Linked DNA regions of Mus musculus: regions 2 and 3 are each linked to region 1. A link is a loop called in an ENCODE intact Hi-C map of the cell type or tissue named here. Cell type or tissue: heart. All regions are shown on one strand. Region 1 holds the start of Sdha (succinate dehydrogenase complex, subunit A, flavoprotein (Fp)). Region 2 holds the start of E430024I08Rik (a long non-coding RNA gene). Region 3 has its middle 29 kb from the start of Zfp825.

Region 1 (2,500 bases):
TTAACAAAGGAGACAAACCGAATTACAACTAGTAAGCCCATTTCTCTTTCAAAGACCATTCCTCTAGAAGGCAGTCCCGGGTGACAATAAACTTTAAATATGGTATTCCATAAAGCTCCACTTCTCTTCTTAACAAAGCCTAATTCTGACAGCTGGACGAGATGCCCATAGGCAGGAACAATAAAGATGCACTTAAAAACAATTCAGGCAATGAAAAATACCTTTGCTGTGCAAATCTCCCACCTGCCTAAGTGGCCAGACTTGCAGTCTCCTGTCTCTGTCTAAACTGGTCAAAGCATAAACTGGATCTGGAATAGGAAAGGAATTTAAGGATGCCAACATATGTGGTAAGCATAAACCTAAGGTGTATACAAGTTAATAAAAATCTTCTATCCTTGACTGTTCCTTTTGGGCATTAGCCAGAGCTGGGCTCAGACTATCATTATTTTTTTTTTTTTTCCTTGAGTGTGTGGAGTGAATCCTGGGCATGGGGTGGGCTCACCTATTTCTGCTACAAAAGAATTCTGCTACAATTATAGGTGGCTGACTTATTATCTCCTGTAAAGGGCTTCAATGATCAGGACTTAAAACCCTTCTTGCAGAGCCCAAGGGATAGAGGTGGAAGTAGGAGTTTGTGGCAGCAAATACAAATCACAGAAATTATCAAGGTTTGAAAATGCCTTCTGGCCTTGCAAGAATAGCTGCCAACTAACCCTTGAACATTTCATTGAACATGCATTTTAATATCTATTTCAGAAAATAGACAACTGCAGCCATAATTTGATGCACAATGCAAGTCGATACTGTTCAATGTCTTAGGGCCTTTACTTTGTAATTAAATTGTTAAGTAGGTAGGTGAGACAGAACTTTAAAGAACCCAACCTGTCAAATTTAGTTTACGTTAATAAAACCCTAGGAGTGTGACGAATAACAGGTGACCGGCAAAGAGTGCACTGAGACAAGATCTGACAATCTGGGAGGCCAACATCAGACCCCTGCAACCCTGAGTCACTGTGTACCTCTTCAAATGCAAAAAGAAGTCGCAAGACTGGATGAACACGGTGCAGAAGTCTCACCTGGTATCTTCAAATATCTCTTTGATATTTAAAAACAGTAGCTAAGGCCACTACACAAAACCTGTAAGCTCATCACTTATAAGTCTTAGTGTCGACACCCAGACTACCAACGGATTACTCGCAGACCCGTCCGCATCCAGAATGCAACAGGCCGGTCCCTCCCTTTAACCTTGGAGAACTTCGCTAGACCAAGACGGGGAAGGCCAGACTCCACGCCCGCGACCTCGGGGTCGTGACCTTCGCCGGAAAGCAGTCGGCTTCGGCCCACTGCACCTTCCCAGACTCAGGCCAACTCGGGTGGAATCGTGGCGCACTCCTAGCGCCTGCCATTTCGTGGCACTAACTCACCGCCCCAGTTAACGCCAAGCGCCGCCCGCGAAGAAGCCTCGAAACTGCGCCAACCCCGGCCATGTCTGCCTTCCCGCAAGCCCCAGCGACAGACTGCGCTTGCGCACCGAGTCGCGCGGGTGTCGGGCTTGGAAGATTCTGCGCCTGCGCAACACGCCCCTCCTGGCTCGCGTGAGTGGTGGTGCGCCTGCGCCCTGTAAACGCGGCGGTGGCAACACGTCTGAGGTAGGGTGGCAGCAACGCTGATGGGCTCTGCTCCAGGGGTAAGTGAGGTGCCAATGTCTTTAAAGTGCTTCTCGGGTGGTTCTTGTTTGCCAAAACAGAGAGGGTCGGATGATCTGGAGAGATGGAAGTAGGGTCCTGGGGCGGAGATCGCAAGCTCCATAAGAGCCCGTTTTGTTGGGCGCTTGAATCTCAACTAATGGGGGGGGGGGGGGGTACATACTGCCCTGGACTTCTAGAGTAGGTAGGAATGATGTCTTGGTGGCTGGACAAGGAGCAGCTAGCTGCACTGGGCTACGTAAAAGCCAGGATACTGAACTAGAAACTATATCCAAAGCTTTCGTCTTCGTTACAGCAGCTGGGAAGCTGGAGGCCCGGCCTGTTGTCATCCTGAAAGCTGCTTAGATCGTGGCTAGCATCCCATATTGCAAACGCGCTCTCATTTGATCACTTTCAGATAGTTTTTCTATTTTTCTAGTGAGTATAGCTGAAATGTTCGGTGGAATTAAATAGCATAAAAAGTAAACCAATAATCGTAATTGTTTCCTGAATTTTCAGTTAATATTAGATTAAGGTTTTCCTCTTGGTGCACAATCTTTATGACCATTATTTTGAATTGTTTAAGTTTACAATGAACCGTTCCCATTTTATTTCTTTGTTTTTTTATTAATAAATAAGGAAATATGGAATATATTCATGCACAACACTTTATATTTTGAATTATTTCCTTGAACTTTATAACCCCAAAATGGATGTTGTTGGTGCAGAGGAAATAAATATGACAGCTTACCCTACAAGGGTTCTGCGTTGGTGGGTTCAACCAACTGCAGATAAAATATATTTGGGGAAAATGT
Region 2 (2,500 bases), 110 kb after region 1:
CCAAGGTTCTTTACCCTCCTCCCCCTTCCCTTTGCCTTTGAGACCTTGCCCCATCACCCCATCTCCACTCCTCTCACCCACTCCTCACCTTCCTCATTCTTCTTCCCGGGGGAATCAAGTCTACAAGATTAGGTGTATAGTCTCCTATTCGGTACAGACAATGCAGTCCTCTGCTACATATGTTCCTGGGACCATGGACCAGCCCATGTATTCTCTTTGGTTGATGGCTTCGTCTCTGTGAGCTCCCAGGGGTCTAGGTTACATGATACTATTGGTCTTCTTAAGGGACTGGTATACCATACAGCTCCTTCAATCCTTCCCCTAACTCTTCCATAGGGTCCCTGACTGGAGTCCATTGGTTGGCTGTAAGTATCTGCATCTGTCTCAGTTACTGGTAGAGCCTCTCAGAGGACAGCCATGCTCAGCTCCTGTCTGCAAGCACATAGGTGTTTTTCCTTCTCAAATGGATGTCAACCAGTGTAATTTTTCCATGTGGCAGAACTATGCTTTTCTCAATTAGAAAACGGGAGCTTTAGGCACACCAGGCATTAATGTTGGTTGTGACTCTGTAATGATGGATTGAGCAGCTTGTTACAGACCTGCTTTTTGCTTTGAGCATGTGCCAAGTGGCTGGTTGTACATCACAGTTGTCTCTCCTTTGTTATAGTTTGGAGCCAGCTGTGTAGACAAACCTGGGGAGCAAACATGTGAATCCTAGCATCCTAGTCTCTAACCGGCCTGCTTAGCATACTAACCTGTGGGGTGTTTTTGACACAGTCCTCCATCAGCTAAATGCTACTTACTGTCACTATTTCTTAAGCTTGGTAAACCATTTAAATCATCAATTCTACTCTTCTACATCTCAGCTTAGTATGGGAGTGCTACCCAACACATGAGATGCCTTTTAACAGCTCCACAAAATTAACTACAAATGGATCTTATACTTAATAGGTAAATGCTGGGGGCAAAACTTATAGAAGATTCAAGAGAAACTAGGGCTCTCCAAGTTTGGCATCCTGCCCGTGAAATTTCTACAAGCAAGCCCCTAATCCTAATGTTTTGAGCTGATTCAGCCCTGATACTGATGTTATTCAGAGTTCACCGCCTGTTTTAGCAAGTGAGGAGCATCACAAAGGACCGCACAATTGGCCACATCTGGTTACATCTGGCTGAGGCTTCCCATACAGCCCCAGAGAGGACACACCACCTCAGCTCCCACTGCTCAGCCACCTGCCCCTACCCATTATAGACAGTAACCATGCGCTTACCATGTTTCAAAAACGGAGCTTACTTGAGGTCCACTCACAGCACCCAACAGCAGCGCTCAAAGCAAGACACAGAGACGGTTCAATCCTGTAGAGCAAAAACAAACTTCCAGCAAGGCATCCGGAAGACCCCGCCTCATTGTCTGACTGGCAGTTCGCCCTGGAATCCTTGATTGGCCAGCGAGTCTTACCCCGCCTCTAGATTAAAGTGTGCTTCCTGTCCCGGTCCAGTCCTTTTACAGATCTCGGGAGTGGTTTGCATTCGGGTGGCATTTGTGCCTATCCTCCTAGAGCCTCCTCTATCTGTGGTCCCAGGCCGACTTTGAGGAGGATCCACCATTGCAGCTCCGGCTGTTCATCCGCCTGCTCCTCCCCTTTGTGGGCAGTGATCTCGCACTCACCATGTCTCAACTTCGGAGCTCGCTTAAGGTCCCCAATGGCACCCAACAGCATTACTCAAAGCAGGACGGAAAGGACTATTCACTCCTGCATTCCAAAACGAACGTGCAGCAAGCCACCCGGAAGAACCCTCCTCATTGTCTGACTGGCAGATCCGCCTGGGGCCCTAGATTGCCCAATGAGTCTTACCCCTCCTCAAGGTTAAATAGAGCTTCCAGTCTTGGGTCAGACCTTTTCCAGATCTCTGGTCTGACTTGCTCTCCATTAGCATTTGTGTCTATCCTCCGAGCGGTGGGAGTGGAGACAGCATTTCAGCTCAGGCTGTTCAGCCGCCTGCTCCTTCCCGTTGTAGCAGTGGTCCTGCACTCACCATGACCTACTTCCTGGCTTGCTTGAGCTTTCCTCACAGCACTTCCCCTTCTTCCTGAAATCAAGGTCGCTAGCCTTTTACTAAACTGGGAGTGGAGTTATCAATCTGGCTCACCAGTGGAAGGATGCCCAGGATAATAACACTAAAGAGGATTTTAGGATACAAGAGTTTTGTTTTGTAGCTTGATGCTGGACCAGGGGAAATGCAGGTCCTTTTCACCAAAGAGGTATGAAACAACCTTGGGAGAAAACCAGGAAAGAGATGACAAACAGTGTAGAGCACTGTTGTTAGCCAGCGCATCTTCCTCAGTGGCAGGGTGGAGACAAACCACAGTTGTATTAGTACAGATAATCGTACCTCATCTCATAGGACGAATTTCTTTATGTATGTAGAAAGGGGATTAATAGAATGTCTCACAGACAGTGGTCCTCCTAGTCCAATAATGGCTTAGCACATTCATTGCCAA
Region 3 (2,500 bases), 170 kb after region 1:
GGAGTGCTACCCAACACATGAGATGCCTTTTAACAGCTCCACAAAATTAACTACAAATGGATCTTATACTTAATAGGTAAATGCTAGGGGCAAAACTTACAGAAGACTCAAGAGAAACCAGGGCTCTACAAGTTTGGCATCCTGCCCGTGATATTTCTACAAGCAAGCCTCTAATCCTAATGTTTTGAGCTGATTCAGCCCTGATACTGATGTTATTCAGAGTTCACCGCCTGTTTTAGCAAGTGAGGAGCATCACAAAGGAACACACAATTGGCCACATTGGGTTACATCTGGCTGAGGCTCCCCATCCAGCCCAAGAGAGGACCCACCACCTCAGTTCCCACTGCTCAGCCACCTGCCCCTATCCATTATAGACAGTAACCATGTGCTTACCATGTTTCAAAAATGGAGCTTACTTGAGGTCCCCTCACAGCACCCAACAGCAGCGCTCAAAGCAGGATACAGAGAACTGTTTAATCCTGCAGAGCAAAAACAAACTTCAAGCAGGCAACCGTTAGACCCCGCCTCAAAGTATGAATGGCAGTTCCGCCCAGAAGCCTTGATTGGCCAGCGAGTCTTACCCCTCCTCTAGTTTAAAGTGTGCTTCCTGTCCGGGGCCAGTCCTTTTACAGATCTCGGGAGTGCTTTGCATTCGGGTAGCCTTTGTGCCTGTCCTCCTAGAGCCTCCTCTATCTTCGTCCCGTGCAGCCCTAGAGGAGGATCCACCATTGCAGCTCTGGCTGTTCATCCGCCTGCCCCTCCCCTTTTTGGGCAGTGATCTCGCACTCACCATGTCTCAACTTCAGAGCTTGCTTAAGGTCCCCCCATGGCACCCAACAGCAGTACTCAAAGCAGGACAGAAAGGACTATTCACTCCTGCACTCCAAAACAAACCTGCAGCAAGTTATCCGGAACAACCCTCTCTGTCTGACTGACAGGTCCGCCTGGGGGCCTTGATTGGCCAGTGAGTCTTACCCCTCCTCAAGGTTAAATAGAGCTTCTAGTCCCAGGTCAGACCTTTTCCAGAACTCTGGTCTGACTTGCTCTCCATTAGAATTTGTGTCTATCCTCCAAGCGGTGGGAGAGGACACAGCATTTCAGCTCAGACTGTTCAGCTGCCCGATCCTTCCATTTGTGGCAGTGGTCCTGCACTCACCATGACCTACTTCCTGGCTTGCTTGAGCTTTCCTCACAGCACTTCCCCTTTTTCCTGAAATCAAGGTTCGCTAGCCTTTTACTGAACTGAGAGTGGAGGTATCAATCTGGCTCACCAGTGGAAGGATGCCCAGGATATTAATATGAAAGCAGATTTTAGGAAACAAGGGTTTTGTTTTGTAGCTTGATGCTGGCTTCAGGGAAACTGCAGGTCCTTTTCACCAAAAAGGTATGAAACAACCTTGGGAGAAAAGCAGGAAAGAGATGACAAACAGTGTAGAGCACTGTTGTTAGCCAATACATCTTCCTCAGTGGCAAGGTTGAGACAAACCACAGTTGTATTAGTACAGATAATCATACCTCATCTTGTAGGACGAATTTCTCTATGTATGTAGAAAGGGGATTAATAGAATGTCTCACAGACAGTGGTCCTCCTAGCCCAATAATGGCTGAGCACGTTCATTGCCAAGGGAAACAAGAAAAATCAAGGACTTGTTGAGTTCACATTGCTTGATATCTCAGCGGATCTTGAGTACTTACCATAATTCTGAGGAAATACGTACTTACTAATGCCAGTTTAGAAACAAAACAAATGAATGAATGAACAAACAAAACACCTTGCTAAAAAATGTAGGGAAAGAAGTAGACAATTTGAAAGAACTTCCCTGTTTAAGGTCCTTTATGTATGTAGGTTTCAGAAAGAATGTGTAGCCTGGATTAAAGGTGGATCTTAAATTCTCAAAAGACCAAGATATAGCAAGGGTTTCTCACTTCAAAAGGAATAATTAAGAAAACTCCCTTACAAGATACAGGGTTAGAGTTAGGGGATTAGAGGGTTAGGATTAAGATAAAGATTGTTTAGATTAGGGTTAGAGTGGTTAGGGTTACAGGTTTAGGGTTAGGCTCAGGGTTAGCACAAAGATTTTGCTGTGCTATGTGAAATCAGCTCCTGTCTCTTCTCTCATCTGCCTTCCCAGTCCTCTTTTTCATAGTATCAGCATCTTCCTTCCTGCCCCAAGGAAAGTCATAAGGGGGCTATGCAAGAACCCGGAATTCCCTGATGGGAAATAGGTTTACTCTACTCAAGGGCCCAGTTCACATACAACAGAAACCCACTACTTCTTCGGTTGTTCTAAATTTCACTTAGGGAATCCTCATAAAATGTAAGCAATCATGGGACTTGGTAATGATTGATAATGATATCATAAAACATAGGCCATTTAATTTTACCAGGTCTTTAAGTAATATAACCACATGGCACAAGATCAAATGATACCCACCATTATTCTCAATGGTCCCATCTAGTCAATAGTATCCCTATTACACAAGGAAGAAATATTCAACT

Evidence for each region. Peaks named below come from ENCODE experiments on the same cell type or tissue, not always from the same donor. Only the 100,000 strongest peaks of a DNase experiment are listed, where the experiment ranks them.
Region 2: a loop joins it to region 1, with 2.6 times the contacts of the local background. A loop is called at or near these places in 9 of 42 quality-filtered maps.
Region 3: it touches region 1 in a loop (2.7-fold over the local background); 23 of 42 quality-filtered maps call a loop at or near these places.

The regions. Positions count from the first base shown.
Region 1 is chr13:74,348,722-74,351,221 of GRCm38, forward strand. Sdha (succinate dehydrogenase complex, subunit A, flavoprotein (Fp)) reads right to left here and starts at 1,519. Exons shown (of 15, transcript NM_023281.1): 1 at 1,425-1,519. The coding sequence starts at 1,487. It overlaps Ccdc127 (coiled-coil domain containing 127), which reads left to right and starts at 1,596. Exons shown (of 3, transcript NM_001168659.1): 1 at 1,596-1,687. In heart, a CTCF peak has its summit at 1,475; a DNase peak (open chromatin) is centred at 1,570; H3K4me3 peaks cover 2,500 bases; H3K27ac peaks cover 1,497 bases.
Region 2 is chr13:74,461,314-74,463,813 of GRCm38, forward strand. It overlaps E430024I08Rik (a long non-coding RNA gene), which reads right to left and starts at 2,299. Exons shown (of 8, transcript XR_003950546.1): 1 at 1,896-2,299; 2 at 1,269-1,353. In heart, no CTCF peak of the experiment used is centred here; a DNase peak (open chromatin) is centred at 1,478; H3K4me3 peaks cover 1,501 bases; H3K27ac peaks cover 1,156 bases.
Region 3 is chr13:74,521,961-74,524,460 of GRCm38, forward strand. It overlaps the pseudogene Gm20590. Among named protein-coding and RNA genes, the nearest start is that of Zfp825, 29 kb to the left of the region's middle. In heart, a CTCF peak has its summit at 1,068; a DNase peak (open chromatin) is centred at 651; H3K4me3 peaks cover 1,504 bases; H3K27ac peaks cover 1,356 bases.